2 separate regions of the Homo sapiens genome follow, and region 1 is linked to region 2. A link is an interaction called in ENCODE POLR2A ChIA-PET data of the cell type or tissue named here. Cell type or tissue: PC-9. All regions are shown on one strand. Links, peaks and the distances in the headings refer to the core of each region. The heading gives the core; the rest is flanking DNA.

Region 1 (15,881 bases), core at 4,360-6,859, 110 kb before region 2:
CTGGGGGCATCTCAGAAGCTGCCGTCCACGGAGGGCTCCTGCGAGGAGGGGGCATTGGAGCAGACACCTGAACAGAGTGAGGGGGCAACCAAGCAAACAGCGGAGGGAAGAACTTCCCAGGCCAAGAAGACGGCTCAACAAGGGCCTTGCGGCAGGAACAGGCCAGGGCATTTAGGAAGGTGGTAGAGCAGGGCACAGTGGCACACGCCTGTAATCCCAGCACTTTGGGAGGATAAGGTGGGTGGATCACGAGGTCAGGAATTCAAGACCAGCCTGGCCAAGATGGTGAAACCCCGTCTCTACTAAAGATACAAAAATGAGCCAGGCGTGGTGGCGAGTGCCCGTAATCCCAGCTACTCTGGAGGCTGAGGCAGTGAATTGCTTGAACCCAGGAGGCTGAGGCAGAGAATTGCTTGAACCCAGGAGGCTGAGGCAGAGAATTGCTTGAATACAGGAGGCGGAGGTTGCAGTGAGCCCAGATCACACCACTGCACTCCAGCCTGGGTGACAGAGCCAGACTCTGTCTCAGAAAAAAAAAAAAAAAAAAGGAAGGTGGTAGAGAGGGTGGAGCGGCTGGGCCTGGAGCCCCGGGCGAGGCTATGGACTGCGTTGCCCTGAGGGGAGCCAGCGGAGGGTTTTGCACAAGGACATGACGGAAGCTGACGTACACCTTGAGAGGAGTCCTCTCGTGGCTGTTTTCAGAATAGTTTGGAAGCATTTGGAATAACCCAGGTGAGAAGACAGGCGTTCCCAGGCCAAGGGGGTGGTATTGAAGCCCAGGTGGGTTTCAAGGCTCTGGAGTGGACTGAGGGACTGAGGCAGGGTCAGCGCCGCTGCAGCAGAGGGGTGAGGGGTGCAGTGGTGGGAGATGCTGTCTCGGGGGTGGGTTGGGGCAGGATCACACAGGGCCAGGGTGAGGGGCTTGGCATTGTCCCAGAGAGCAGCGGGGAGCCACAGAGGGCTGTGCACAGAAGGGCGTTAGATGCTGCTTTAGTGAGGTGTTCTGGCTACTGTGAGAAGAGGGGATTGTAAAGAATAAGAGTGAGGCATATGGGCCAGGTGTAGTGGCTCACGCCTGTAATCCCAACACTTTGGGAGGCTGAGACAGGAGGATTTCGTGAGCCCAGGAGTTCGAGGCCAGTCTGGGCAACATAGTGAGACCTCATCTCTACAAATAATTTAAAAAATTACACTTTGGGAGGCCGAGGCAGGTGGATCACGAGGTCAGGAGTTTGAGACCATCCTGCCTAACACGGTGAAACCCCGTCTCTACTAAAAATACAAAAAATTAGCTGGGCGTGGTGGTGGGCGCCTGTAGTCCCAGCTACTCAGGAGGCTGAGGCAGGAGAATGGCATGAACCCGGGAGGTGGAGCTTGCAGTGAACCGAAATCATGCCACTGCACTCCAGCCTGGGCGACAGAGCAAGACTATGTCTCAAAAAAAAAAAAAATACAAAAAATTAGCTGGGCATGGTGATGGGCACCTGTAGTCTCAGCTACTCAGGAGGCTGAGGCAGGAGAATGGCGTGAACCCGGGAGGCAGAGCTTGCAGTGAGCCGAGATGGCGCCACTGCACTCCAGCCTGGGCAACAGAGCAACACTCTGTCTCAAAAAATAAAATAATAAAAAATAAAATAAAAAGAGCAAGGCAGATCCAATTTTTAGGACTCCCTTTAGAAAAAATAATACAGAATTCGTATGAAAGTGACTATTTTTTTGGGTGGGGGGGAGAACAGAGTCTCACTGTGTTGCCCAGGCTGGAGTGCAATGGCATGATCTCAGCTCACTGAAACCTCCGCCTCCTGAGTTCAAGCGATTCTCCTGCCTCAGCCTACTGAGTACCTGGGATTACAGGCACACACCACCAAGACCGGATAATTTTTGTATTTTTAGAAGAGACGGGGTTTCACCATGTTGGCCAGGCTGGTCTCGAACTCCTGACGTCAGGTGATCTGCCTGCCTCAGCTTCCCAAAGTGCTGGGATTACAGGCCTGAGCCACTGTTCCTGGCCAAAAGTGACTATTTAGAACAAAGAGAAAAAGCACAACAAATGACTGGAGACTTGGAGATTTGGGTCCTTCTTCTGATGTCTCCCTGGACAGTTTGCTAGGCGTTCTTCATGGACATGCTTCCTGAGTGAAACCAGCTTCTCTCCTTGTCTAGAACACTCTGTAACTCCCAGCAACTCCCAGCCTTCACAGGGGCCATGGAAGTGAGGCCATGAGCATAAGTTTTATTAACTTCACAATAAGCCCACCTCTGGCTAAGAGAGAAGAGGGCGAGACCCACAGGGGCAATGGCAGGTTCCAGGCCACATTGTGCTTTAGTAAGGAGGAGGCTCAGGGCTTGAGGGTGCGGAGATAGATCAGCAAGGGCAGATGCTGGGATAGATGCTGCTGGGAGTAGAGGGTCCCAGTGGGATGGGGGCTCAAGGAGGGGGCTGGGATCAGTGAGGGTTTGGGGCTAGCTCAAGGACCCTCCCAAATAAGGGGCAGAAGGGCCCTGACTAGCAAGGCCTAGGGCGAGGAGGGGCCCCCTCAGTCTGCTGAGCCTCAGGCCCCTCCTTGGCCTCTCCCACACTTCTCACCCCCTCACCCTGGAGCCTGTGCTGATTCGCTGAGTGGACGGTCTGGCCGTGGGAACCAGCACGCCTGGTCAGAGCCAGTTCAGGCCCCTAAACCAGAGCGGGATTAACGCGGAGACAATATTGTCACAGCCAGGTCTTGGGAAGCTGGGCTTTGCCTGGGTGAGGCAGTGGGACACAGGATTGGAGCCTGAGAGTGGACACCATGTGGCTCTAGCTGTGGCCTGGTCGATTCCCACTTGGCTTTTTTTCCTTTTTTCTTTTTTGGCGGAGTCTTGCTCTGTTGTCTAGGCTGGAGTGTAGTGGCACGATCTTGGCTCACTGCAACCTCTGCCTCCAGGGTTCAAGCAATTCTCTTGCCTCAGCCTCCCGAGTAGCTGGGATTACAGGCGCCCGCCACCACGCAGAGCTATTTTTTTTTTTTTTTTGAGACAGAGTTTTGCTCTTGTCACCCAGGCTGGAGTGCAGTGGTGCGATCTCAGCTCACTGCAACCTCTGCCTCCCAGGTTCAAGCAATTCTCCTGCCTTAGCCTGCTGAGTACCCGGGATTACAGGCACCTGCCACCACGCCCGGCTAATTTTTGTATTTTTAGTAGAGACAGGGTTTTGCCATGTTGGCCAGGCTGGTCTCAAATTCCTGAACTCAAATGATCCGCCCGCCTCGGCCTCCCAAAGTGCTGTGATTATAGGTGTGAGCCACTGCACCCAGCCTCATGACTGACTATTTATTTAGAACAAGGAAAAAAAGCGCAACAAATAACTGCAGAAATACAATTTTAACTGGTTTAAGAAAAAGTAAGGACCGGGCACGGTGGCTCATGCCTGTAATCCCAGCACTTTGGGAGGCCAAGGCAGGCAGATCACGAGGTCAGGAGATCAAGACCATCCTGGCTAACACAGTGAAACCCCGTCTCTACTAAAAAAAAAATACAAAAAATTAGCCGGGCATGGTGGCGTGCGCCTGTAGTCCCAGCTGCTGGGGAGGCTGAGGCAGGAGAATGGCGTGAACCTGGGAGGCAGAGGTTGCAGTGAGCCGAGATCGTGCCACTGTACTCCAGCCTGGGTGACAGAGCAAAACTCTGTCTCAAAAAACAAAAAAAAAAAAAAAAAAAAAAAAGAAAGAAAGAAAGAAAAGAAAAAAGAAAAAGTAAGGGAGCCCATAGTTGTACTCCAGTCTGGGCGACAGAGCAAGACTGTCTCAAAAGAATAAAAAATAAAAAGTAAGGGAAAAAAATGCATTGACTCTGGAGGTCTGGTAGTAGGATTGCAGGTATGGCTGGATCCAGCAGCTGATGAAATCAGTTATCTTTCTTTCCTATCTCTTTGCTCTGCTGTCCTCTGTGGTGGTCCAAGTGGGGGGCAAAAGTGGTGTCAAGCTTGTATTCTGCCAGCCAACAAGCCCAGAGAGCTGATCTTAGAACTAACAGCCACTATGATTGGCTGGACATGGGTCATGTATACACCAGGCACTGAGAGTGGAAGAGAGGTTCCCCAAACAGAAACTGAGTGCTGTTATCAGAATCAGGGAAAGTAGTGCTGGCTATCAGGAGCCATGGATGTTCCTTGGATTCTCTTGCAGGACAAAGTCACGTCCTTCCCTTCCCTTCAGAACTTTGTCCCTCTTACTAAAACTTCTATCCTTCATGTGGTAGGGAGAGCAAAGGAACTCATCTCTGAACACCTACTGAGCATCAGGTATTTTTACCCACATTTACCCCACCAGATTCTTGCTATGAAGCCACAAGGGACAAACCTGGGTTGGCAACCCCTCGGTTGCAAGAGGAAACTGAGGCCCAGAGAGAAGTGATTTGCCCAAGGCTGGCAAGTGGCAGAGCTGGAATCACTCCCAGATACTGATGTTACTCACAGCTGTATCTGTGTCCCCATCTGACCCGGCCACCATGGGGGAGCTCCCTTTTCTCTATGCTGCTCCTCTCCCCGCCCTGCCTAGCACAGGGCCCCACACACAGCAGCGCCCAGGAAATAAGCATTGGACTGACCTGACTCCAAGCAGGTAGGGTGGAAGATGGAGGATGGAGGAAGGAGCTGGGAGGCCCAAGGGGCTTCTGAGGCTGTCTGCCAAGCTGACCTCTGACCTTTAAAGCCCATGTTTTCCCTTCTGCCCCCTTTCCCTGGGAATATTCGTCCCTATTCTCACACTGGCTCCTCCCCATCTCAGCTTAACCCTCACCTCCTCAGAGAGGATTTCCCCCCACACCCCACACCCCACACCCACCCCACCCCCTTTTGTCTCAGACCCCTTGTCCATTCCTTCATAGCACCTTTTACTATTGGTTATTGTTATGTTAATTTGCTTTATGGTTTGCTCTACCCAATCTCCCTGTAAGGACTGTGGGGACAAGGACTGATCATGTCTGATTTGATCCCGTCGGCTCCTTGACTCATGCATTGCACACAGTAGGTGCCCGGTCAGTGTCTGCTCAGTCAAAGCTCTCCACTGTGGAGGTGCCACCCCCGCCCCGGCAAGCAGACTTGCCCTCAAACCTCTCTTCCACCCCTTCCCTGCCACTCAGGGTCTCAGCTGCCACCATCCTAATAGAAGATTGAGCCCCTTGCCTGCTGGAGCCATCTAAGGGAGAAGAAAGCCGTTGTGAGCCTGGCAGGGAGGGCGGAGGGCAGCAGAGCCTCTGAGCTGGCAGACAAAGGGCGTGTGTTCTCATCCAGCGCACTTCCTGGGTTTCCGTTGCAGGAAGTTTGGCACCTGCCGATCGGTGACATCGACACCCGAGCTGCTGCGGGCCAGGACGAATCCCTCCATCCGGGAGCAGTGGTGGCGGTGGAACAGGTGGCCTGGGGTGCTGGAGGCAGGTAAGCAGAGGCAGTTGAACCCCTCATTCCCCTTGGACTGTCCCAGAGCAAATGTGGGAAGCCTGGGTCCTAGACTAAGTCAGTGTGACCTTGAACAAGGCCCCAAATCAACTCTTCGTTGCCTCACTATCCCACCTGGGGGTGCAACAGGTGGTTCAGGGGCTGTCATGGAGGTGAGGGCAGGCAGCTCCACTTTTATCTCTTAAATAAACTTCTGGGTCACTAAGCATTTGCAAAGGGGTTCTACAGCCAAAAGCGCCTGAAAACCCCCAGATCGCACCTTCCTCCTTTGAGTCCTTCCCGTCTCTGTCGTTCAGAGGGTATGGGGAAGTCTCCTCCAAAGGGTGCTGCAAAGCTGGAGTTTTGGGGGGCAGGGGCAGGATATCACTGCCAAGCCAGGAATGAGCCGAGCAGGGACTCAGACAGCCTTGAGTCCCAGCCTCGCCCTGCTGCACAGAACTCTCAGCACCTCCAAGCCCCAGCTTCCGATTCTGTAAAGGATGGCACTGGTACCTGTTCTTGAGACTAGCAGAGCTGTGTGCCCAGGGACACAGCGGCTCTGGTTTGAATTTGGCTCTGCCATTTGCCCCTAGTGTGGCCTTGAGCCTCTCGGGGCCTCAGTGTCCTTGACCGTGAACAGGAATCATCAGCCCTGGTGCTCATGGCTCTTGTGGGATTAGGATGGGGATGAGGATGGGTACCAGCACCTAGAAAGCCCCTATCAATGGCAGCTCCTGGGACTGCTGCTGTTACTGCAGCTTGGCTGAGAGGATCAAATGGGAAAAGGGGCGACAAGAGGGATGGGAGGGGCGATGATCAGTGGGTGAGGGCGGAGGCAGCCTCCTCTGACCCTCATAAACCAGCCTCCCTCAGAAACAGCCCCAGAGCCACCCTGGAGGGGTGACTGTAGCTGAGGGGTTGCAGGACGGGCCAGATCCTGTCTGGCCACCCCGCAGATGGCGCTGGGTCCAGCGCTCCTCAAGCCTCAGCCACTGTGGCTTTAATCAAAAGAACAATCTGTCTGCCTCTGAATCAGACCCAGATTCCTTTCCCCACAATGTCCCTGAGGCCTCCAGGGACCCAGGCAGTCCATCCCGGCCCCATCCCGGGCCCCAGAGTCCAGGCTCTGCCTCCCCTCCCGCTCCCGTCCTAATTGCTCCAGCTGGGAGGGGGAGGGTCACTGGATGTGGAGGGAGGGGTTCAGCCACAGGGCCAGCCGGGCCCTGCCTTCCAGAGCTCCTGGAGCGGCCTGTCCCCCGGGACACCGGGACCCACCTGCAGAGGGCTTACCGCTCAGGAGAGCAGAACAAGGTGACCTGCTCCACTGGGGGTCTCCGAGACCCCCACCCTCAGGAACACTCCCGGAAAAAGCCCCCAACCCAGCATATATTAACCACTATTAATCACAGTCCTGGCTGTAACTGTCACCTTTTATCCTCAGGCCAACCTGGAGAGGTAGGCAGTGGCTACCTCCACTTTACAGATGAAGACACTGAGGCTCAGGAGGTGGCGTGACTGCTCCGGGTCTCACGCTTAGTAAACGGCCGCAGAACCCTGGTCGGTTTGACGCAAGACCCTGGCGGATCCCAGAGCCAAAGTAAGCGCTCACCTCCGCCGGACAGGGTAGGTGGGGTTGCCAACCCAGGAGAGCGAGGGAAGGGGGACGGCAGGGACCACTCGGGGTCCATGAAGAACGCGAGGGGATGGGCAGCGGGGAGGGAAGGAAACCCACCCCGACTCCCCATTCTCCTACCCCCACTCCCCATCCCTCCCATTCCCCCATCGCCCCCATCCCCATTCCCCCCCATTCCCACCCCCTGGCCTGTGCCAAGGGGGAGGGGAGGCGTCGTCCAGGGAACAAAGGGAGGGGGAAGGGGCGGCGCGGGGCGCGGCCGGGCAGGTTGGGGGGCAGGTAGGGGCCGCTTCCGCGGGGCGGGAATCCCGCGCCCCCTCCCCCCGAGCCTCACCTTTTATGGTAAAGCGGCGCGGGGCGGCGGGGCGGAGGGAGCCGAGGGGGCGGGGAGGGCGGACGGGCGGAGGGGACGGGAGGCCCAGCGGCTCCGGGCTCCGCTGGCTCGGGCGTCGGATCGGAGCCGCCGGGGCGCGGGCGGCCCAGGTAAGCGGGCCGGGTGGGTGGGGGTCGCGTCCCTCCGTCCCTGTCCCCGGTGCACACAGGTGACAGCGCCGGCAGTGCTCGGCCGGAGCCTGCTCGGTCGCCAGCCGGGACCCCCGGCGCGGCGCCCCTGGAGGGGCCTGCGGGTGGGGGGTGCGGTCCTCACGCCCTTTGCGTCCCAGTCTCTTGGTCTCTCTCCCCGGAGTCGGGGAGTCGGCAGGTCCGGGGCGAGGGCTCAGTGAGGCCGGCGGAGGGCCGAGTCCCAGCCCGGGAGCGGGAGCCGGGGACCCGGCGCGCAGGGCGGAAGCTCCCGCACAAAAGGCCGGAGTCCCGCACATGGATCGAATTAAAGCTCCGGCGGCGCCCAGCGGTGACCCCGGCGGCCGCCCTGCTCGGCTGCCTGCGGAGGGTCCCGCGTTTCCGGAGCCCGGGGGCGCTCCAGGCCCCTTTTCCTAGCCAGGGTCAGGCAAGGGGAGGGACGGGTCCCGGGGCTGCTCCTCTCTGGGCCTCACGCGCCCGTCGGGGGCTGAGAAGGTGTGGAGATGGGCGATACCCAGGTGTGTGCCCTGGGATGATCTTGGCGTCGGCCCCTACCCCTCACCTCCCACCCAAGCCTGAGGACCCCGGGGAGAGGCTGGGGCCGCGCCCAGATTCCTGCTCTTAATGACGCTGTAGGTTCTGTCCGGGTCCTGGAGGCACCCCCAGCCGAGCCCAGCCCCCGGGCTGCTTCTCCCTCTCAGCTGCTGCCTAACCAGCTGTCCTTCTCTTTGCACCTTCCAAGGGCCTAGACCCTGAGTCTTCTTTCCTTATATATCCTCTCAGCCGCCCTAGGGACACACTCATTCTCACTTTATGAAAAAACGAGGCCAGAGAGTTTCTGTGACCTATTCGGGGTCACCCCGCAGGAAAGAAGTGGGGCCGCGTGTGAACCCAGCTCTCTACCTCCTCTGTTTCCCTGGGGTGGGAAAGAGGTTGAGGGAACCCCTCCCCTAAGTTGCAGGGTGGGAGGGGTTGGGGCACACCCCGCCACTTCTGCCTAAATTTAATTCCGTACCCAAAGGTAGACTGCTTTATCCGGTCATTAAAGAACAAAGCTGGCCGGGAGCGGTGGCTCACGCCTGTAATCCCAGCACTTTGGGAGGCCGAGGCGGGCGGATTACCTGAAGTCAGGAGTTGGAGACCAGCCTGGCCAACGTGGTGAAACCCCGTCTCTACTAAAAATACAAAAATTAGCCGGGTGTGGTGGCGCGCGCCTGTAATCCCAGCTATTCGGCGGCTGAGGCACGAGAATCGCTTGAACCCAGGAGGCGGAGGTTGCAGTGAGCCGAGATCGCACCACTGCGCAGCCTGGGCCACAGAATGAGACTCTGTCTCAAAATAAATAAATAAATAACAAAGCTTAAGCCGGGTGTAGTGGCTCAAGCCTGTAATCCCAGCACTCTGGGAGGCCGAGGAGGGCGGATCACTTGAGGTCAGGAGTTTGAGACCAGCCTGGTCAACATGGTGAAACCCTGTCTCTACCAAAAATACAAAAATTAGCCAGGGGTGGTGGCGTGTGCCTGTGGTCCCAGCTACTCAGGAGGCTGAGGCAGGACAATCGCTTGAACCTGGGAGGTGGAGGTTTCAGTGAGCTGAGATTGCGCCACTGCACTCCAGCCTCGGCCACAGAGCAAGATTCTGTCTCAGAAAAAAAAAAAAAAAAAAAAAGAACAGAGCTTAGAGGTGGCCCCAGAGGTTTTTTTGTTTTTTTTTTTCTTTGTAGGGAACAAGGAGTAGGAAGGAGGACTGTGGGGGTGACCCCCCCTGAGCTGCACATTCTCTGCCCCAAGGCTGCAGCCTCTAGCTGGTCTGGGTGGCTGGCTGGATCCCTGCCTCCTTCCTTCCTTTGGACAGGAAATGACTTTCCTTCCCTTTGTTCCCACTTTTCTCCACTTATCTAACTGGATCTGTGATTCGCTCTCTGGGGGAGGAAGAGTGGGGGCGGAGGGTCCCCTGGGCACAGCTGACTGGGAGATGGCCCCAGGGAACTTACACACAGCCTGCTCCCAGCTGAATCGGTGGCAGTGGGACGGGAGGGAAGCCGGGGCTCCCTCTCCCGATGGGATTGACAGGGCTTTGAAACTCCCCAGCTTAGACCCCCTGGGGCCTGAGGTCCCTGCAGTCACTGCTTGGGAGGTATAGGGGCTGCCCAGCTGTGAACATCTGGCCTCAGTGCTGGACATTTTCCGAGAAGCCAGGCAGATCCGACTTCCCGGAGGAGTGTAGGAAGGGTCAGGGCTGGGTGGGAGGAGGCAGAGGGCCATCCCGAAGCCCCACAGCAGCCCCTGGGGACCAGCCCGGAACATGCCGACCACAAGATTTCTGGTCTGGATTGGGCCATTGTAGAGTGAGAACAGGCCTGGGAACTTGGGCGACTTTGTGCCACCCAAGGAAGGAAAAGCGTGTCTGGGGACACACTTTTGGATGATGTTCCATTAGAATTCCGAGTGCCATGGATGGCCTGGGAAAGTCACTTAACCTCTTGGAACCTCACAGGGTCCATCTGCAAAGTGGGGGCAGGATGGGCATTTCTTGCAGCTAGATTGAGAGGCTGGTGGGTTTTGAGGCACATATAGTACCTGGCACAGGGCCTGGCACGAAACAAGTGCCTTATCAGCAAGTCGTTTGGTATTTCTTTAAATCTCACATGTACTCTGAACATTGTTGACAAAAATAGATTCTTAAACTTATAACAAAGTGTAAAACTAAAGCCCGTGACAGCCAGCCTAAGCATACGTACTTCCAGACATCATTTCCAAACCCAGAAGCAAAAGACAAGTACTTTAAAATAAGTTTTGAAGCTCTTTCCTAATATATTGGTTTCTTCCTCAGAATAGATATTTTATTGTCAGACTGAGCTATGTATTTTAGCCAAACAACTTAAGGGAATTTAGGAGCACGTGTTATTGTTTTTATTATCATCCATCAGTCGCTGTGAACCCAAAGTGGCCAGTGCACTTTGAGATAAGGAGGGAAGCCTGAAGAGCGAGATAGAAAAGGGGACATTTTTAGCCCTGGGCACAGGCATTGGGTGCCTGCTGAGGACTGATGTGCTCACTGGACTCCCAGCTTTCCCACCCATGGCCCCACCTCAGCCTTGGCCACAGGGACTACTGTCAGCAGGAACTACCTGAGAGATGGGAAATAATGTCCTTTTCCTGACATCAGGGTATCAGGGTGCCACCATGCTCTCTGATTTATGCTTTTCTTTTTTTTTTTTTCGAGACAGAGTTTCACTCTGTCACCTCGGCTGGAGTGCAGTGGCACAATCTCAGCTCACTGCAACCTCGCCTCCCAGGATTCAAGCGATTCTCCTGCCTCAGCCTCCTAAGTAGCTGGGGACTACAGGTGCATGCCACCATTTCTGGCTAATTTGTTTTTTTTTTTTTTTTTTTTTGAGACAGACTCTTGCTCTGTTGCCCAGGCTGGAGTGTGGTGGTGCAATCTCGGCTTACTGCAACCTCCGCCTCCCGGGTTCAAGCAATTCTCTGTCTCAGCCTCCCGAGTAGCTGAGATAACAGGCGTCTGCCACCATGCCCAGCTAATTTTTGTATTTTTAGTAGAGACAGGGTTTCACCATCTTGGCCAGGCTGGTCTTGAACTCCTTACCTCGTGATCCAACCACCTTGCCCTCCAAAAATGCTAAGATTACAGGCATAAGCCTCCACGCCAGGCCAAATTTTTGTATTTTTAGTAGAGACAGTGTTTCACCATGTTGGCCAGGATGGTCTTGAACTCCTGACCTCAAGTGATCGCCTACCTCCCAAAGTGCTGTGATTACAGGCGTGAGCCATCGGGTGGCCAGATCTGGGTTTTGATGCCTGCGCTCTGATATCCTCTAGGCACACAAAGAATGCAGACACCGGTCAGACGCATTGATAGTGAGCTTGTGAGCCAGCCTGTCCTGCCCTGGGGCTATCATCGCTTTCGTCCACCCTTGGCAGCAGGAAACTGCCCCTGGAGAGGGCCAGGAATCGGGGGGTGCCTTGTGGAAGAGGTGATGTTTGAGCTGGGCCTCTAAGAGAAAGCTGAAATTCACCCTGTGGGGGCAGGACAGGAAAACCATAGAAGAAACACTGCAAGGCAAGAGAGAGGACATAGGAAGGGCGAGTGGTCCAGGGGCTCAAAGAGGCTGAGGCTGCCGCAGTTGGACTTCATCCTGAGGTGGTGGAGAGCCATACTTTTTTTCTTTTTTTTTTTTTAGACAGAGTTTCGCTCTTGTTGCCCAGGCTAGAGTGCAATGGTGCCATCTCACCTCACTGCAACCTCCACTCCCACGGGTTCAAGTGATTCTCCTGCCTCAGCCTCCCAAGTAGCTGGGATTACAGGCGCCCGCCAGCACACCCAGCTAATTTTTGTATTTTTAGTAGAGATGGGGTTTTACCATGTTGGCCAGGCTGGTCTCGAACTCCAGACCTCAGGTGATCCACCTGCCTCTGCCTCCCAAAGTGCTGGGACAGAGTCTCACCGGGGTGCGATGGCTCACGCCTGTAATCCCAGCACTTTGGGAGGCTGAGGTGGGCGGATCACGAGGTCAGGAGATCAAGACCATCCTGGTTAACATGGTGAAACCCCATCACTACTAAAAATACAAAAACAAAATTAGCCGGGCGTGGTGGCGGGCACCTGTAGTCCCAGCTACTCGGGAGGCTGAGGCAGGAGAATGGCGTGAACCTGGGAAGTGGAGCTTGCAGTGAGCCAAGATCGTGCCACTGCACTCCGGCCTGGGCAACAGAGCAAGATTCCGTCTCAAAAAATAAAAATAAATAAAAAAAGACAGAGTCTCGCTCTGTTGCCCAGACTGGAGGGCAGTGGTGCAATCTTGGCTCACCACAACCTCGGCCTCCCAGGTTCAAGCGATTCTCCTGCCTCACCCTCCCAAGTAGCTGGGATTACAGGTGCCCACCACCACGCATGGCTAATTTTTGTATTTTTAGTAGAGATGGGGTTTCACCATGTTGGCAGGGTGGTCTCAAACTCCTGGCCTCAAGTGATCCACCTGCCTCGGCCTCCCAAAATGCTGGGATTACAGCTGTGAGCCACCATGCCCGGCCCATGGAAGGTTTTTGAGTAAAGGAGAAAGAGATTGATGCTCTAGAAAGATCAGGGTTAGGAGGTGAGACCAGAGGCCATGGAGCCTCCCCATCTCTCCCCTTGCCCCCTGCCCACTGCCCAGGCCTGAACCAGGACCCAGGTTTTGGAGATTGGGTGGAGTGAGAGAGTCTGGCACTAGAAAGCAAGCAAGGAGGGTGCTGGCTCATGTGCAGGGCTGAGAAAGGTCAGAGCAGAGCAAAGTGGCCAAGAGCATGGGCTCTGGGTTCCAGTGCCACCTCACCACCGTGTGACCCTGGACAGGTGACTTCTCTCTGAGTCTCGATTTCTTGATGTGTTAGGTGGGTGATGATAGTGCCTGCCCTGCAGCCACCTTGTGAGTGTTTATGAGTTAATGAGCATAACGTGTGAGTGTTTATGAGTTAATGAGTATAACATGCTCAGGGCAGAGCCGGTCTTGGTGAGGGCAGCTCTCACTGTGCCCTGCCCACTCTGCCGCCGGAGCCTAGCCCTGACGCCCTGGCAGATCCTGATCTGTTCTCTTTCCCTCCCAAAGCAGAGCTGGCCTGAACCTCCAGGACTTCAGCCCTTCTAGGAGAATCTGATCCCAGGTGAGGGAGGTCACTTGGGGTGTGGCCCAGCAGGCAGGCGGGACTCCAGACTGGGAACGGAAGTCAGCCCTGCTGGGGCTGGGAGCTGAAGCATCTGTTCCTTCCTCGCGGGTGTGAGACAAGGAAGAGTGATCATTGGTGAGGGCTGCCCTTTGCTCCCCTAGGTGTGCAGGTTCGGGGGAGGGGCAGTCAGGACTTTTGGGTCTCACCCCTGTGGCCAAGTTCCCTGGTGGGTCCTGTCTTCCCCAGCAGGACACCCCCACCCCTTCTCTGGCTGGGCTGGGTGCTGGACTGAGTTGTTGAGATGGTAGGGTGGCTGGCCTGTCTTTTTGGGAGGAGGGAGGCTCTCTCCTCTCGGGGGAGGGTGGCTGTGTGTCTGGGTGGCAATCCTGTGCTGTACCCCACTCTGTCCCTAGCCACACCAGGAGCTGAAGCCATGGCCTCAAAGCCTGAGAAGAGGGTGGCATCGTCTGTCTTTATCACCCTGGCACCCCCGCGCCGCGATGTGGCCGTGGCGGAGGAAGTGAGGCAGGCAGTTTGTGAGGCCCGGCGTGGCCGCCCCTGGGAGGCTCCTGCCCCCATGAAGACACCCGAGGCTGGCTTGGCGGGGAGGCCCAGCCCCTGGACAACCCCTGGCAGAGCTGCAGCCACAGTGCCGGCTGCACCTATGCAGCTCTTCAATGGAGGTAAGAGCTGAGGGGACTTTGGGGAAGACCACGTCAGAGGCAGAGGTGGGGAGGAAAGGGCAGGCTCCAGCGTCATTCATTCATTCATTATTCATCCTGACAAAATTCACACATCAACGGGAAACAAAAAGATGTGCCCCTTCTGGGTGGGCAAGGGAGCCCGGGAAATAGAGGCTAGATGTCAGAATTTCCGGGACATTTTCATGGGTTATTGGGATTATGGGAAGAGGATCTTGGGAGTGTGGGAACAAGATCAAACTTGCCTGGGAAGGGCTGTCCTGTCACTGGTCAGCATGGCTGGCTGGCCGTTTCGTCTGCCAATTTAATACCCTCAAGCAGAGCACGGGGATCTTGGGGTTCAGTCTCCCTGAAGTGAGATAAGTTTTAGGTGACCAGCTTGGTCATGCGCCTGGTCTGACTGCAGGACACAAAGGCTGGCCCCGGGCCCTGGGGATGCTGCCAGCTGCTTGAAGCCGTCTACACCGAAGGCTGCCATCTGCCATCTGCTTAGTACTTGTCCTCTCAGAGTCATCCTCGAGCGGGTCCAGGACCCCCTTTCTGCCCACCTGCCCTGTGGCCTCGGGTCCCCCTGCTTCTCTCTTGAATTCCTGCCCGCCCATCATAGCCTATGGGCCCTGCACCGGGAGGCAGGCACTGGGAGAGGCCACAGCACTCTTACTGCCTCTCCAAGACCTGGTTCCTGACTCCGTGAGCTCATCGGAGCCTCTTTCTCTCACTTCCGCTGAGTCAGCAGCAGCATCACCCGGGCCTGTACCAACACAGTCACTGGGTCCATTCCAGCACAGCCGCAGGCTCCCACCCCAAGTATCTCTGATTCAGCAGATCTGCCGTGGAGCCTGAGAATTTGCATTTTTTTTTTTCGAGACAGGGTCTTATTCTGTCACCCAAGCTGCAGTGCAGTGCAGTGCAGTGGTGTGATCACGGCTCACTGTAGCCTCAACCTCCCTGGCTCAAGCAATCCTCCCACCTCAGCCTCCCAAGGAGCTGGGACCACAAGCTCTCACCACCAGGCCCAGCTAATTTGTGTGTGTGTGTGTATGTGTGTGTGTGTGTATATTTTGAGACGAAGTCTCGCTCTGTCACCCAAGCAGGAGTGCAGTGGTGCGATCTCGGCTCACTGCAACCTCTGCTCCCCAGGTTCAAGCAGTTCTCCTGCCTCAGCCTCCCAAGTAGCTAGGATTACAGGCGCCCACCATCACACCCAGCTGATTTTTGTATTTTTAGTAGAGACAGGGTTTCACCAGGGTTGCCAGGCTGGTCTCAAATTCCTGACCTCAGGTGATCTGCCCGCCTCAGCCTCCCAAAGTGCTGGGATTACAGGCGTGAGCCACCGCGCCCAGCCTAATTTTTTTTTTTTTAGATGGAGTTTTGCTTTTGTTGCCCGGGCTGGAGTGCAGTGGCGCAATCTCAGCTCACTGCAACCTCCGCCTCCTGGGTTCAAGTGAATATCCTGCCTCAGCCTCCTAAGTAGCTGGGATTACAGGCATGCCCACCACGCCCAGCTAATTTTGTGTTTTTCGTAGAGATGGGGTTTCTCCATGTTGGTCAGGCTGGTCTCAAACTTCCAACCTCAGGTGATCTGCCTGCCTCAGTCCCCCAAAGTGCTGGGATTACAGGTGTGAGCCACTGCACCCGGCTTTTTTTTTTTTTTTTGAGACAGGTTCTGGCTCTGTCACCCAGGCTGGAGTGCAGTAATGTGATCTAAGCTCACTGCAGCCTCAACCTCTTGGGCTTAAGTGATCCTTCCACGTCAGCCTCCCAAGTAGCTAGGACTACAGGCTTGTGCTGCCATGCCTGGCTACATTTTTTTTAATTTTTAGTAGAGTTGAGGTCTCACTATGTTGCCCAGGCTGCTCTTGAACTTCTGGGTTCAAGCGAACTGCCTACCTCGGCCTCCCAAAGTGCTGAGATTATAGGCATGAGCCACCGTGCCTGGCCTGAGATTA
Region 2 (15,881 bases), core at 5,543-8,042:
CTGGTGACAGAGCAAGACTCCGTCTCAAAAAGAAAGAGAAACAAGGTCTCACTATGTTGCCTAGGCTGGTCTTGAACTCCTGGGCTCAAGTGATCCTCCTGCCTTGTCCTACCAAAGTGCTGGGATTACAGGCATGAGTCACTGGGCCCAGCAAAAAAAAAAAAAGTTCAGGATCAGACTACACCTCCCACATCCCCTTTTCCCAAATTCACCAGTTAACATTTTGTCACATTTGCTCCATTACCCTCTGTTGTCTTTATGGCATGATGTCCTTCCACTCTAAATTCTCTAGTGTGTACCTCCCTGAAACAAGGACACTTTCCTGTATTGCCACCGTGTAGTCCTCCTAGTTAGGAAATCAGAATTGATACAACACTACCACCCAATGCATAGCCTAGGTGTATAGTAGGCTCTACCATTGAGGTTTGCATAAGTACGCCCTGTTGTTTTCACAATGATGAAATCACGTAAAGATGCATTTCTCAGAATGTATCCCTGTTCTTAAGTGATGCATGACTATATTTGGATGATCAGTTGGATTTTAAAAGAGCTTGGCCAGGTGCAGTGGCTCTTGCCTGTATTCCAGCACTTTGGAAGGCTGAGGCAGGTGGATCACCTGAGTTCAGGAGTTCCAGACCAGTCTGGGCAACATGGTAAAACCCAGGCTGTAAAAACAAAAACAAACAAACAAAAAAAACCCGGGCACGATGGCGCACACCAGTAGTCCCAGCTGTTCAGGAGGCTGAGGTGGGAGGATCACTTGGGCCCATGAGGCAGAGGCAGCAGTGAGCCGATACTGCGCTGCCGCACTCTACCCTGGGCAATAGAGAAAAACCCTGTCTCAAAAAACAAACAAACAAAAAACTTAATGTTTTGAAATAGTGTATAGCTATTATATGTGACATTGGTGTATCAGTTACTTTGAAATGAATCCTTCTGCTAACCAGCTATGTTCTTCAGTCAAACATATCTCTCCTTAATTAGTATTTTTAAAGTTTGAAATAGTTTTAAATTATATTGCAGTCGGTTTTCTTTTTTAGTTTTTTTTTTTTTTTTAATTAAGAGATGGGGTCTGACTATGTTGCCCAGGCTGCAGTGCAGTGGCTATACACAGGTGAGATCATAGCTCACTGCAGCCTCCAACTTTTGGCTTCAAGCAATATTTCCGCCTCAACCTGCCAAGTATGTAGGATTACAGGTATGTGCCACTGCACTCTATTTATAGTTCATTTTCTTTTTCTGTTTTCTTTTTCTTTTCTTTTTTTTTTTTTTTTTGAGAGGGAGTCTTGCTCTGTCGCCCAGGCTGGAGTGCAGTGGCGGGATCTCGGCTCACTGCAAGCTCCGCCTCCTGGGTTCACACCATTCTCCTGCCTCAGCCTCCCGAGTAGCTGGGACCACAGGTGCCCGCCACAGCCCCCGCCACCACGCCCGGCTAATTTTTTGTATTTTTAGTAGAGACAGGGTTTCACCGTGTTAGCCAGGATGGTCTCTATCTCCTGACCTTGTGATCCGCCCGCCTCGGCCTCCCAAAGTGCTGGGATTACAGGCTTGAGCCACTGTGCCCGGCCTGAAAAGGAACTTTCATCACAGCTTTGTGTCTCAAAGAGTTGTAGCATTTTATTTCCTGTATATTGGATTGATTTGAAATTTGTTTTAAAAATGATTTTCGAGAGGACTTTTCCTAAAAAGACTTCTTATTTCTGGAGAAAGCTTTTAGTTCTAGAGATGCTATAATTCAGAAGATTAAAATGTTGACTGGAGAGGCTCAGGTATTTAATAAGTATAAAGAATGATCAGTTAACATCTTTTTTTTTTTTTTTTTTTTTTTTGAGACGGAGTCTTGCTCTGTCACCCAGGCTGGAGTGCAGTGGTGCGATCTCAGCTCACTGCAAGCTCCACCTCCCGGGTTCATGCCATTCGCCTGCCTCAGCCTCCTGAGTAGCTGGGATTACAGGCGCCCGCCACCACACCCGGCTAATTTTTTGTATTTTTAGTAGAGACGGGGTTTCACTGTGTTAGCCAGGATGGTCTCGATCTCCTGACCTCGTGATCCGCCCGCCTCGGCCTCCCAAAGTGCTGGGATTACAGGCGTGAGCCACCGTGCCTGGCGTAGTTAACATCTTAAGGCATAGACTTCAGTGACTGTTTTTCTTTTTGAGACAGCCTTGTTCTGTTACCCAGGTTGGAGGGGAGTGGTATAATCCCAGCTCACTGCAGCCTCAACCTCCCAGGCTCATCAAGTGACCCTCTCATCTCAGCCTCCCAAGTAGCTTCAGAGGTGTGTGTGTGTGTGTGTGTGTGTGTGTGTGTGTGTGTGTATGTGTAGCTAAGGTCCCACTGTAGTGTGTGTGTGTGTGTGTGTGTGTGTGTGTGTGTAGATAAGGTCCCACTGTATTGCCCAGGATGGTCTCAAACTCCTGGTCTCAGGATATCCTCCCGCCTCAGCCTCCCGAAGTGCTGGGATTACAGGTGTGACCATTACAGGTGTGTGAGTCTGGCTATTAGTGACTTTTTTTTTTTTGAGATGGAGTCTTGCTCTGTCTCCAGGCTGGAGTGCAGTGGCACAATCTTGGCTCATTGCAACCTCCACCTCCCGGATTCAAGCGATTCCCCTGCCTCAGCCTCCTGAGTAGCTGGACTACAGGCACATGCCACGATGCCTGGCTAATTTTTTGTATTTTAGTAGAGACGGGGTTTCACCATGTTGGCCAGGATGGTCTCGATAACCTGACCTTGTCATCCGCCTGCCTCGGCCTCCCAAAGTGCCAGGATTACAGGAGTGAGCCACTGTGCCCGGACTTTTGTTTTGTTTTGTTTTGTTTCTGAGACAGTCTTACTCTGTGGCCCAGGCTGGAGAGCAGTGGCACGGTCTTGGCTCACTGCAATCTCTGCCTCCTGGGTTCAATTGATTCTGCCACCTCAGCCTCCCAAGTAGCTTGGACTACAGTTGCGTGCCACCATGTCCAGCTAATTTTTTTAAAAAATTGCTTTTTGGTAGAGATGGGGTTTCATCACATTGGTCAGGCTGAGTGACTTTTTTTTTTTTTTTTGAGACGGAATCTCACTCTGTCACCTAGGCTGGAGTGCAGATGGTGTGGTCTCGGCTCACTGCATTCCACCTCCCGGGTTCAAGCGATTCTCCCGCCTCAGCCTCCCAAGTACCTAGGACTATAGGCACATGCCACCACACCTGGCTAATTTTTGTATTTTTAGTAGTAACGGGGTTTCAGTATGTTGGCCAGGCTCGTCTCGAACTCCTGACCTCATGATCCACCTACCTCGGCTTCCCAAAATGCTGGGATTACAGGTGTGAGCCAGCGTGCCTGGCCCAGATACTTTTTTATGGAGTAAGGATAAAAGTCACTAGTTAAGTGAAATATTAGAAATATTTGTATATTTCCCATAGTTTTAAAAAATTATTATTTTACTGAAAAGTAAGTCCTAAGGATAGAAGCTGATTTCCTTCTCAGCAGTTGTACTGTAAATAACAGTATTAGTAAGCACCTTTTTAGAGTCCTTTCCATTCCCAGCAAGGACTCTCTTTTTTTTGTGGGGGGAGTAGTGACAGGGTCTTGCTGTGTTTCCAGGCTGGTCTCAAAACTCCTTGCTTTAAACATCCTCTCACCTTGGCCTCCCAGAATGCTGAAATAACAGGACTGGGCCGGGTGCGGTGGCTCACTCCTGTAATCCCAGCACTTTGGGAAACTGAAGCGGGTGGATCACAAGGTCAGGAGTTTGAGACCAGCCTGGTCAATATGGTGAAACCCCGTCTCTACTAAAAATATGAAAAAATTAGCTGGGCGTGGTAGCACATGCCTGTAATCACAGCTACTCAGGAGGCTGAGGCAGGAGAATCGCTTGAACCTGGGAGGCCGAGGTTGCAGTGAGCTGAGATTGCGCCACTTTACTCCAGCCTGGGTGACAGAGTGAGACTCCGTCTCAAAAAATAAAAAAACAAAAAACAAAAATTGCGGGAGTTAGCCACCATTCTTGGCCTTTTGAGGGACTCTTGATGTGGATTTTTGCTAATTTATGATTTAGTCTCTTGGCTTCTGCTAACTTCAGCTTTGTGTTTTGTAGCCTTCGTGTTTGGATCAGCTTGCCTTGCACCTTTTTTCTTAATCTAAGTGCTTTGTTTACTGTCATTACTTTAATAAATGTTTTATTTTGGTTATTAGCAGTTCTATTTACAATTATACTTCAGTTCTTCCTAGAAAAGTACTATGTAAATCAGATACATTTATGAAAGCTACTCATTAATTATTGTGAGAATAGTGTCCGAATGTTAGCTTAATGGTCATCGTGATTATTTATATTCCTGCACTTTACTTTTTGATTCTTGCAGTATAAACTCCTGTCTTGTTCTCTGGGGAGGAAGCACACTGTGAATTTTTTCCAAGATTGTCTAAAATATTCAGGCTTTTTATTTGCTCTAACCAGTAGAATCTAAAGATTACAGAAACTTTGGAATTTTTCTCCTCATAATTTGACAATCTTTTGAGAGGTTTGTCAGTTGAACACTGTCCCTTTGTTAAAAGTTAATTTTACTTAATAAATAATTTTTCATTAGATTGGAGTAAAATATAATGTGAGTATGTATGTGCATAAATAATTTTTTTTCGGTGAAGTGCGGGTAGCTCATGCCTGTAATCCCAGCACTTTCTGCTTTTTTTTTTTTTGAGACGGAGTCTCGCTCTGTCGCCCAGGCTAGAGTGCAGTGATGCAATCTCAGCTTACTGTAAGCTCCGCCTCCCAGGTTCACGCCATTCTCCTGCCTCAGCCTCCTGAGTAGCTGGGACTACAGGTGCCCACCACCATTCCTGGCTAACTTTTTGTATTTTTAGTAGAGATGGGGTTTCACTGTGTTAGCCAGGATGGCTTCGATCTCCTGACCTTGTGGTCTGCCTACCTCAGCCTCCCAAAGTGGTAGGATTACAGGTGTGAGCCACCGCTCCCGGCCGAATCCCAGCACTTTTCCCATTCTCAGTGGGTAATAAAAGGTAGTTGGGCATGGTGGTATGTACCTATAGTCCAGCTACTTGGAAGGCTTAGGCGGGCAGATCACTTGAACCTGGGAGGTTGAGGCTGCAGTGAGCCAAGATTGTGCCATTGGACTCCAGCCTGGGTGACAGTGACGCTGTCTCAGAAAAACAAAACAAAACTGCACATGCACACACACACAGACACATATAATTTTTTTCCTTACTGGAGTAATGAAGCCTGCAATAGTTCTGAAGAATGTCTGCATTCAGAGCTTTACTGGAAACAGATGCCTTTTCCCAGGAGTTGTAATTATCAAGTTTTCTATGTTCAGGAATCTAGGCACTCACCCTGGATTCAGTAAACAGATAGGGGTATAGTTTTATTGGTTGAATTAAGCTTATTCTTGGTCTTAACATTTTCTTAAAGCCTTTCTACTTAGAACCAATAAATAGTTTCTAATATAAAAAAGTAATCTGGCTGGGTGCAGTGGCTCATACCTGTAATCCCAGCACTTTGGGAGACCGAGACTAGAGGACTGCTTGAGTCCAGGAATTGGAGACCAGCCTAGGCAACATGTTGAGACCTCATCTCTATGGAAAACAAAAACATCAGCTGGGTGTGGTGGTGCCTGCCTGTAGTCCCAGCTGCTTAGGAGGCTGAGATAGGAGGATTGCTTGAGCCTGGGAGGTTGAGGCTGCAGTGAGCCATGATTGCACCACTGCACTCCAGCCTGGGCAACAGAGCAAACCCTTGTCTTAGAACAAAACAAACAAAAAAACTAATCTATTATGTTTTCAGCAATACTATTCACAATAGCCAAAAGGTGAATGCATCTCTAATGTCGATGACCAATGAATAGATAAACAGAATGCACTTATCAGATGTGTAATAAACAGAATTCATACAGTGGAGTATTCAGCCTTAGAAAGGAAGTTTTGACACATGCTACAACATTTGAAGACACTATGTAAGTGAAATAAGCCAGTTAACAAAAGAAGGAAAAGTGGACTGTATGATATACATATATGAGGTACCTAGCTACGGTAGTCAACTCCATAAAGACAGCAAGTAGAATAGTGGTTGCTTTTTTTTTTTTTTTTTTTGAAACAATGTCTCACTCTGTTGCCCAGGCTGGAGTGCAGTGGCTCGATCTTGGCTCACTGCAACCTCCTCTTCTTGGGTTCAAGTGATTCTCGTGTCTCAGCCTCCCAAGCAGCTGGGACTACAGGCGCTTGCCACCACGCCTGGCTAAGTTTTGTACTTTTAGTAAAGGTGGTGGTTTTGCCATGTTGGCAAGGCTGTTCTCAAACTCCTGACCTCAAGTGATCTGCCTGCCTTGGCTTCCCAAAGTGTTGGGATTATAGGCGTGAGCCTCTGTGCCGGCCGGTTTTTTTTTTTTTTTTTTTAATATTGTAAGCAGTGTTGTAGTAAGCAATTTTGTACTCTTGCAGACAAGTGCAGTTATACATGTATGATAAATTTTTGTGAATGGAATTTCTAGGTGTGTGAACTTAGGTTTGTGGGTTTTTTTTTTTTTTTTTTTTTGAGACAAGGTCTCGCTCTGTCACCCAGTCTGGAGTTCAGTGGTGTGATCATGCCCACTGCAGCCTGGAACTACTGGGCTCGAGCTCCCGTCTCAGCCTACCGAGTAGCTAGGGCTCAAGCTCCCGTCTCAGCCTACCGAGTAGCTAGGACTCAAACTCCCATCTTAACCTCTTGAGTAGCTAGGACTACTACTAAGTGCCAACACACCTGGCTAATGTTTTTATTTTTAGTAGAGAAGGGGGTAGGGTGGGGAGGTGGGGAGGGGTCTTGCTTTGTTCCCCAGGTTGGTCTTGATGTCCTGACCTCAAATCGTCCTCGCGCCTTGGCTTCCCAAAGTGGTGGGATTATAGATGTTAGCCATCATTCCTGCCCATTTTTAAGATTTTGAGTGAAATTGAGCAGCTTTGAGTGTGTTTTTAATCTTAATTTTAATTTTTTTTTGAGATGGAGTCTCACTCTGTCGCCCGGGCTGGAGTGCAGTGGTGAGATCTCAGCTTACCGCAACCTCCGCCTCCTGGGTTCAAGCAATTCTCTTGCCTCAGCCTCCCGAGTAGCTGGGACTACAGGCGCACGCTGCCATGCCTGGCTAAATTTTGTATTTTAGTAGAGACGGGATTTCACCGTCTTGCTCCCAGACTGGTCTCAAACTCCTGACCTCAGGTGATCTGCCGGCCTCGGCCTCCCAGAGTGCTAGGATTACAGGTGTGAGCCACCACGCCTGGCGAGTGTGTTTGTTTTAATTACCATTTGTGAGTGTGTTTTAGAAAATCTTCCTATGCAGGTATATGCCTGTTTTTTTTTTTTTTTTTTTCTGAGACGGTGTCTCACTCTGTTGCCAGGCTGGAGTGCAGTGTCTGGATCTCAGCTCACTGCAGCCTCCACCTCCTGGGTTCAAACGATTCTCCTGCCTCAACCTCCTGAGTAGCTGGGACTACAGGCACGCACCGCCACATCCGGCTAATTTTTTTGTATTTTAGTAGAGACGGGGTTTCACCGTATTGCCCCCAGGCTGGTCTCAAACTCCTCACCTCAGGTGATCCACCCATTTTGTCCTCCCAAAGTGCTGGGATTACAGGTGTGAGCCACCGCACCCAGCCACATTTGCCTGTTTTTTGTTGGGGCGTCTCTTTCCCTTGATTTCTAATAACTCTGTATAGTTAGGAAATCATTTATTTCTCAAGTGTTGCAAGTATTTTTTTTCTCCATTTGTCTTTTGACTTTATATCTTGCTATATAGGAGTTGTAATTTTTTTTTTTTTTTGGAGATGGAATCTCACTCTTGCCCAAACTGTAGTGCAGTGGCATGATCTCAGCTCACTGCAGCCTCAGCCTCCTGAGTTCAAGTGATTCAGGAGTTGTAATTTTTATGTGGTTTGATTTATGTAGTCTTTTCCTTTATGGTTTAGGGATTTTATATCATGCCAGTTCCAAAATTATATGACAGCTCAATTATTATTATTATTTTTGGCATAAGCTAATACATATCTTCAAACTATGAAAAATCTTGCTCACCTCTTTTTCCTTCCCTCCTCCCATCCCTCCTAGTAGAGAAATACTTCAGGGTATGAGCTTTTTCTAAAAATGAAATTAGGGCTTTGTAGTTAACTTTCTTTTGCTGGCTTTAGGGATTCTCCGTATCTTTTGCCATCTTTAGTAATTATTTGTTACTAAATATTTGTTACTGAAAAGAGTGATTAAAGGAGGAATACATTAGTTTTTTTGTTTTGTTTTGTTTTGTTTTTTGAGACACAGTCTCACTCTGTTTCCCAGGCTGGAGTGCAGTGGTGCGATCTTGGCTCACTGCAAGCTCTGCCTCCCGGGTTCACGCCATTCTCCTGCCTCAGCCTCCCAAGTAGCTGGGACTACAGGCGCCTGCCACCACACCTGACTAATTTTTTGTATTTTTAGTAGAGACGGGGTTTCACTATGTTAGCCAGGATAGTCTCGATCTACTGACCTCGTGATCTGCCTGCCTGGGCCTCCCAAAGTGGTGGGATTACAGGCGTGAGCCACCGCGCCCGGCTGGAATACATTAGTTATTTAAGAACAGCTCATATATCCATTATATATATAAAATCATTTCATAATAAATTTCTTGAAAGAGTTCTGTATTACCATGAAATGAAGCTAGCAGATTTTGACTATCATCAGCACCTCATCATATATAACGTTCCTAGTTAGGCGTGCTTGAAATAGAAAAATGCCTTCCATGGTTGCCTATTTATAGTAGGATGTGGCATACAGTTGATTTATAGTGAGATAACATAGAAACTTGTGACTAAAGGAGATATAAAATCTTTTGTGTTGAAGGACAGGGACAGGTATTTTTTGTATTTTTGAAAGATAACAGTTTTATTAAGCTGTAACTCATAAACCATAAAATTTACCCATTTAAAGTATACAATTCAGCTGTTTTTAATATATTCACAGAGTTGCGCAACCATTATCACTATCTAATTGTAGAATAGTTTCATCACCCCAGAATGAAACCCACATCCATTAGCAGTCATTCTCCATTCTCCTTTGTCTTCAGCCCCTGGCAATCTCTAATTTACTTTCTGTTTGCATGGATTTGCCTATTTTGGACCTTTTGTGTATTATGGAATCATACAGTATGTGACTGGCTTCTTTCATTATGCATGTTCTCAAGGTTCATCCATATTTTAGAATATATCAGAACATCATTCTTTTTTGTTGCTGAACAATATTCCATTGAATGGGCATGCCCTCCCCCCTTTTATTTTTATTTTTAAGAGACAGGGTTTCACCATGTTGCGCAGGCTGGTCTCCAATTCCTGAGCTCAAGCAATCTGCCCACCTTGGCTTCCTACAGTGCTGGGGTTATAGGCCTGAGCCACCACGCCTGGCTCATGCCACGTTTTTTATCCATTCATCAGTTGATGGCCATTTAGATTGTTTCTCATTTTTGGCTGTTATGAAAAATGCTGCTATGAAAATATCTGTATATTTGTTGTTGTTTTTTGAGGCAGGGTCTTGCTCTTTCACCCAGGCTGGGTGGCTATCTCACCAGCAATGTATGAGGGTTCAGATTTCTCTTCATCCTCATTATTAGTTGTCATTGCCTTTTTTTTTTTTTTAGCTGCCCTAGTGGGTATGAAATGGTATATAATTGTGATTTTGATTTTGATTTCCCTAATGACTAATGATGACTAAATTTACCATCTTTTCATGTGTTTATTGGCCATTTATGTATCTCTCTCTGTATCCGTATATGTGCTCTGCCACCCAGGCTGGTGTGCAATGGCGTGATCTCAGCCCACCGCAACTTCCGCCTCCTGGGATCAAGCAATCCTCCTGCTTCAGCCTCCTGAGTAGCTGGGACTACAGGCATGTGCCACCACACTTAGCTAATTTTTGTGTATTTTGTAGAGTTGGGATTTTGCCACGTTGCCCAGGCTGGTCTCAAACTCCCAGGCTAAAATGATCCACCTCCCTTGGTCTCCCAAAGCGTTGGGATTCAGGAGTGAGCCACTGCATCCGGCCCCAGCTAATTAAAAAAAAAATTATATATATTTATTTATTTATATACATATATATTTATAGAGATGAGGTCTTGCTGTGTTGTGTAGGTGGGTCTGGAACTCATGGTTTCAAGTGATCCTCCCACCTGGCCTCCCAAAGCTTTGGGATTACAGACTTGAGCCACTGTGTCCAGTCTCATTTTAGAAAATTGGATTGTGCTTTTCATTGAGTTTTAGGAGTTCCCTATCAGAGATATAATCTGTAATTATTTTCTCCTATTCCATAGGTTTATGTATATTTTTGATATGTCTTTAGATAGAATAAAACTTTTTTTTTTTTTTGAGATGGAGTCTTGCTCTGTTGCCCAGGCTGGAGTGCAGTGGTGCGATCTTGGCTCACTGCAAGCTCCGCCTCCCGGGTTCACGCCATTCTCCTGCCTCAGCCTCCCAAGTAGCTGGGACTACAGGTGCCCGCCACCATGCCCAGCTAATTTTTTGTATTTTTAGTAGAGATGGGGTTTCACCATGTTAGCCAGGATGGTCTCGATCTCCTGACCTCGTGATCCGCCTGCCTTGGCCTCCCAAAGTGCTGGGATTACAGGCGTGAGCCACCGTGCCCAGCCAGAATTAAACTATTAACTGTTTTAATTTGTCATTGTCATTTAGCTATTTAGATTTATCATTGACTTGCTGGATATTTGTTAAGTTTTACTTTGGTTTTAATTTATTTTAACTGACATGAGGTATATGACATATTACAAATTTTACTGTCTTACTTGGTTATGTTCAAATTGTAGGAGTCTTGTAATCTGAGTATATGATTTCAAGTTACATGCTACATTTAGTGTGTTGAAATATGGGGATATCAGTAATTGTGAATGGAGTAGTCTTAATATCTACTTCAGTTATGTTGATGACAAGTAACAGCTTTTATTAAATTAATTATTTATTAATTTATTTTCGAGATGGAGTTTTGGCTCTTGTTGCCTAGGCTGGAGTGCAGTGGCGCGATCTCGGCTCACTGTAGTCTCTGCCTCCCAGGTTCAAGCGATTCCCCTGCCTCAGCCTCCTGAGTGGCTGGGACTGCAGGCGGGCACCACCACACTCGGCTAATTTTTTGCGTTTTAGTAGAGATGAGGTTTTACCATGTTGGCCAGGATGGTCTCCATCTCCTGACCTGGTCATCTGCCTGCCTTGGCCCTCCCAAAGTGCTGGGATTACAGGTGTGAGCCACCGTGCCCGGCCCTTTTGGTCTAAATATAAACTCACGTGGGTTGAATTATAAATTAGTAATTCATTTATAAAATTTTGTTACAAAAAAGGTAATATAAGTATTAATGTTACTACATTAGTGCCCATAATTTGGTGGTTGTAATGGATACATTTATGATTTAACTGAGTTCAAAAGAGGAATGATTTTAATCTTTTTATAATGTAAAAAACCAGCACAAACATTTATTGTCTCTACTGTATTTATTTATTTATTTATTTATTTATTTATTTATGAGACAGGGTCTTGCTCTATTGCCCAGGCTGGAGGTGAGTGGCATGGCCATGACTCACTCATGGCCATTTTCACTGATGCTCCTGCCTCAACCTCCCAAATTACTGGGATTACAGGTGTGTGCCACCACGTGGCGTGTTGTCTCTACTGTTACAGGTAGCCTAGCCAAACTTGAATATATTCATCTCTCATGACTTTTTCTTATCCCTTATGGTGTGTTTATTTGCTCTTTGCTTTTTGTCTGTCTATAGTTATTGATTTTTTTTTTTTGGGACAGAGTCTCACTCTGTTGCCCAGGCTGGAGTGCAGTGGCGTGGTCTTGTCTCACTGCAACCTCACTGCCTTCTGGGTTCAAGCGATTCTCCCGCTTTAGCCTCCTGAGTAGCTGGGATTACAGGCGGGCACCACCATGCCTGGCTAATTTTTGTATTTTTAGTAGAGACGGGGTTTCACCATGTTGGTCAGGCTGGGTCTTGAACACATGACCTCAGGTGATCCACCTGCCTCGGCCTCCCAAAGTGCTGCGATTACAGGTGTGAGCCACCATGCCCAGCCGATCATTTGCTTTTGAATAAGGCACAGCTGTGGTGATGATGGGATGGAAAGGTGGAAAAGTAGGCAGTACACAAAGCCATGGGTAGTTTGATAAAAATGTGATCTTTTGGAAGTTATATATTGGGTTTTAGTTGGGTGGGTGGCTATGTAATTTGCCTGCATCTTCAAAAGGCTTGACACTCGTCCTCATTTACAATTCTATAATAACTTTTTCTCCCATAGCAGGATTTCAAAACTTTGAGAGCTAGTAAAGATGGGATCTCATTCCCTGGAAATAGAACAGTAATGTTAATGATCATAAAACGACTCAGATGTGATTTTTTAGCTCTAGAAATTAACTGGGCAAAGAGGGATTAGATGCAAAATTTGAATGTGTTATTTTCATTGGTGTTCTGTTGTCTTGCTTCAAGAATGACTCAGAGAGAATTGTTTTCTATAGTAGCATGACTTGTGTGAGAATGAAGTGTGTGGCAGTTCTTTCCTATTGCTTATTAGGTCAGTTGCAAAAGCTAAGATTAAAATTAATCATTGCATTCCTATTGATAGCCTAGCCAATAAAGGTTGAATGTAGTCACTTCTAGAAAGGAGTATTGAGAGAATTCCTTGGATTTTAGCATACTAAGGATTTTAAAGCTTTGTGTAATTGATGCTTTGGAAGTTATGGAGTGAGTTTCTTATGCAGTTGATGAAAACAATTTTAGAATGGGAGGGGTCTTCTTTTCACATACCAACGAACTGAAAATTGTAAATAAATGTCATGAGGCTAGGGATCTATGTTTTGTTCCCAGGATGTGTTAAGCTCCTAGAACAATGCCTTTTTTTCTTTTTTGAGATGGAGTCTGACTCTGTTGCCCAGGGTGGATCTCGGCCCACTGCGTCCTCACCGCCTCCTGGGTTCAAGTGATTCTCCTGCCTCAGCCTCCTGAGTAGCTGGGATTATAGGCGTGTGCCACCACACCTTGCTAATTTTTGTATTTTTAGTAGAGGTGGGGTTTCACCATGTTGGTCAGGCTGGGTCTCAAAATCCTGACCTCATGGTCTGCCTGCCTCAGCCTCCCAAAGTGCTGGGATTTCAGGCTTGAGCCACCACGCCTGGCCTCAACAGTGCCTTTTAAAACCATATAGTTAATAACCTAATCGGGATTAGAACCCTAGTCACTTTTCTCATGTATTTTCTATTTTCTTTTTTGAGACTGAGTCTCGCTCTGTCACCCAGGCTGGAGTGCAGTGGCACGATCTTGGCACACTGCAATCTCCACCTCCTGAGCTCAAGCAATTCTCATGCCTTAGCCTCCCAAGTAGCTGGGATTACAGATGTGTACTACCATGCCCAGCTAATTTTTTTGGATTTTTAGTAGAGGTGATCCACCTGCCTGGGCCTCCCAAAGTGCTGGGATTACAGGTGTGAGCCACTGCACCCAGCCTGTATAAATAATTTTAATTGTACCTATATTATAAAGTTTAACAGTTTTAACTCCCTGGAGAAAGAAAATTAAGTAGCAAAAAAATTACATTAAAAAAATTAGACTGTCACTTGCAAATGGACACAAAAATATTTGGATTTACTTTTGCCTTTAAGTAAGGAGTGTTTGAGTACTTCAGTTTTCCAGTACGATTGTCACTTAATGAATTAAGTTAAAATGAAATCTGTAAAATAGCTATGTATAGTTTTTATTTTAATATAAGTTTTACAGATTTTTAAATTACTTTGATTCTATCTTAGGTTCAGTAGTCGTTTTTAGACTATAAATATTTGTAAAAACTTCTGAGAAGTGTATTTCAAGGCCGGGTGCTGTGGCTCATACCTGTAATCCCAGCACTTTGGGAAGCCAAGGCAGGCAGATCACCTGAGGTCAGGAGTGCAAGACCAGCCTGGGCAACATGGCGAAACCCCATCTCTACTAAAAATACAAAAAACATTAGTTGGGTGTGGTGGCATATGCCTGTAATCCCGGCTTCTTGGGAGGCTGAGACACGAGAATCACTTGAACCTGGGAGTTGGAGGTTACAGTAAGTGCACTCCAGTCTGGGTGACAGAGTGAGACTCTGTCTCAAAAAAAAAAAAAAAAAAAAAAGTGCATTTCAGCTAAGGGTTCTAGAAAGGTGAAGGGGAGTTTTGTAAATATTATATTTAAGGAATGGGCCGGGCGCGGTGGCTCATGCCTGTAATCCCAGCACTTTGGGAGGCTAAGGCGGGCGGATCACGAGGTCAGGAGATCGAGACCATCCTGGCTAACACGGTGAAACCCCGTCTCTACTAAAAATACAAAAATACAAAAAATTAGCCTGTCGTTGTGGCAGGTGCCTGTAGTCCCAGCTACTCGGGAGGCTGAGGCAGGAGAATGGCGTGAACCCCAGAGGTGGAGCTTGCAGTGAGCTGAGATTGTGCCACTGCACTCCAGCCTGGGCAACAGAGCGAGACTCCATCTCAAAAAAAAAAAAAAAAGAAATGAGAGTAATGTAATAATGCGATACAGATATTTTCCCCAGAGAGAAAAACGTTAAGTGTAAAAGAGAGCCATTTAAAAAGTCATTTTGCAGGTCGTCCCTCCTACATACATAACGCAAATTGTCCAAAAAAAATCTAAAAACTCATTTTGGAAAATTATTGATATGCAGCAATAACGTTGACTTTATTTTTTCCAGATATGGCCGCGTGGAAAGTGTCAAAATTCTTCCCAAGAGGGGATCTGAAGGAGGAGTGGCTGCCTTTGTGGATTTTGTGGACATCAAAAGTGCACAGAAAGCTCACAACTCGGTCAACAAAATGGGTGACAGAGACCTACGCACGGATTATAATGAACCAGGCACCATCCCGAGTGCTGCTCGGGGATTGGATGATACAGTTTCCATAGCATCTCGTAGTAGAGAGGTTTCTGGGTTCAGAGGAGGTGGTGGAGGGCCTGCTTATGGTCCCCCACCGTCACTTCATGCACGAGAAGGACGTTATGAGCGGAGACTTGATGGGTAAGTTCCAAGGTTTCTGTAGGCAGGTATTTTGTATTTGATATGGTGAGAAACAGAAACTCATATTTAGGGGCCCCAGATGGATTTAAAGTTTTGGGCATTCTCAATGTTTCCTATTTTGGGTTGGAAACGGAAGTGATTTATATCCCAATGGCTGGTATCTTATGGAATCGTAGAGGATATTTCCTGCAGCTGATTGGATATCTGTTCCTGAGATATAATGTGATGGAAGATTTCCTATGGAAGCTTCATTTTTGGAGTTACCTGTCTTCTAGAATTACTTATTCCTTCTCTTGGATAATGTTAAGTCCTTCCTTGGATATATCCCTTCTACCTGATGGAGCTATTTGGCTTTTGTGTTCATACTATATGGAATATTTCTGGAATATTAGAGCCTACAGATTCTTTTAGAAGTTGATATCTGCCTCTCCATTTTCACTACATAAAGTGTACAAACAAATTGGATTGTAACAAAAAATCTGGCAGACCATAATGATTCAACCACTTGGATTCTACAAACAATACTTTAACATGGAAATGTGTACTTGGATGAAGAAGAGAGAAGGCAATGCCTGATTTTTCCATTTTGGATCTACACAATTTCTGTATTGTTGGAATTACACTCTTTGATGGAATGGGGAAAAATTAAAATGATGGATGTTTCCTAAATCCTGGAATATAGCCATTCTTTTCTAATTGCTGGGATATATGGGATGTCTTGCTGTCAAGATTCCACTAGCCCAGGGAAAGAGGATTACTATATCATTTCTTAAGCAAGTTGCTGTCCAATCAAAGGTACTTTAGCTTTGAACACATGGTGATGATCAGTTGTGGATACAGCAATC

The links. Peaks named below come from ENCODE experiments on the same cell type or tissue, not always from the same donor. Only the 100,000 strongest peaks of a DNase experiment are listed, where the experiment ranks them.
Region 1: POLR2A ChIA-PET joins it to region 2 with 36 read pairs; 4 of 35 experiments call an interaction of 5 or more read pairs at or near these places.

The regions. Positions count from the first base shown.
Region 1 is chr1:15,751,320-15,767,200 of GRCh38, forward strand. It overlaps FBLIM1 (filamin binding LIM protein 1), which reads left to right and starts at 7,476. Exons shown (of 9, transcript NM_017556.4): 1 at 7,476-7,529; 2 at 13,177-13,366; 3 at 13,645-13,914. The coding sequence starts at 13,665. RefSeq lists enhancers at 2,085-2,586, 2,587-3,086, 4,829-5,608, 9,285-10,229. In PC-9, for the core only: no CTCF peak of the experiment used is centred there; no DNase peak of the experiment used is centred there; H3K4me3 peaks cover 386 bases.
Region 2 is chr1:15,858,101-15,873,981 of GRCh38, forward strand. It overlaps SPEN (spen family transcriptional repressor), which reads left to right. Exons shown (of 15, transcript NM_015001.3): 2 at 14,716-15,036. Among named protein-coding and RNA genes, the nearest start is that of SPEN-AS1, 18 kb to the left of the region's middle. RefSeq lists an enhancer at 7,160-7,660. In PC-9, for the core only: no CTCF peak of the experiment used is centred there; no DNase peak of the experiment used is centred there.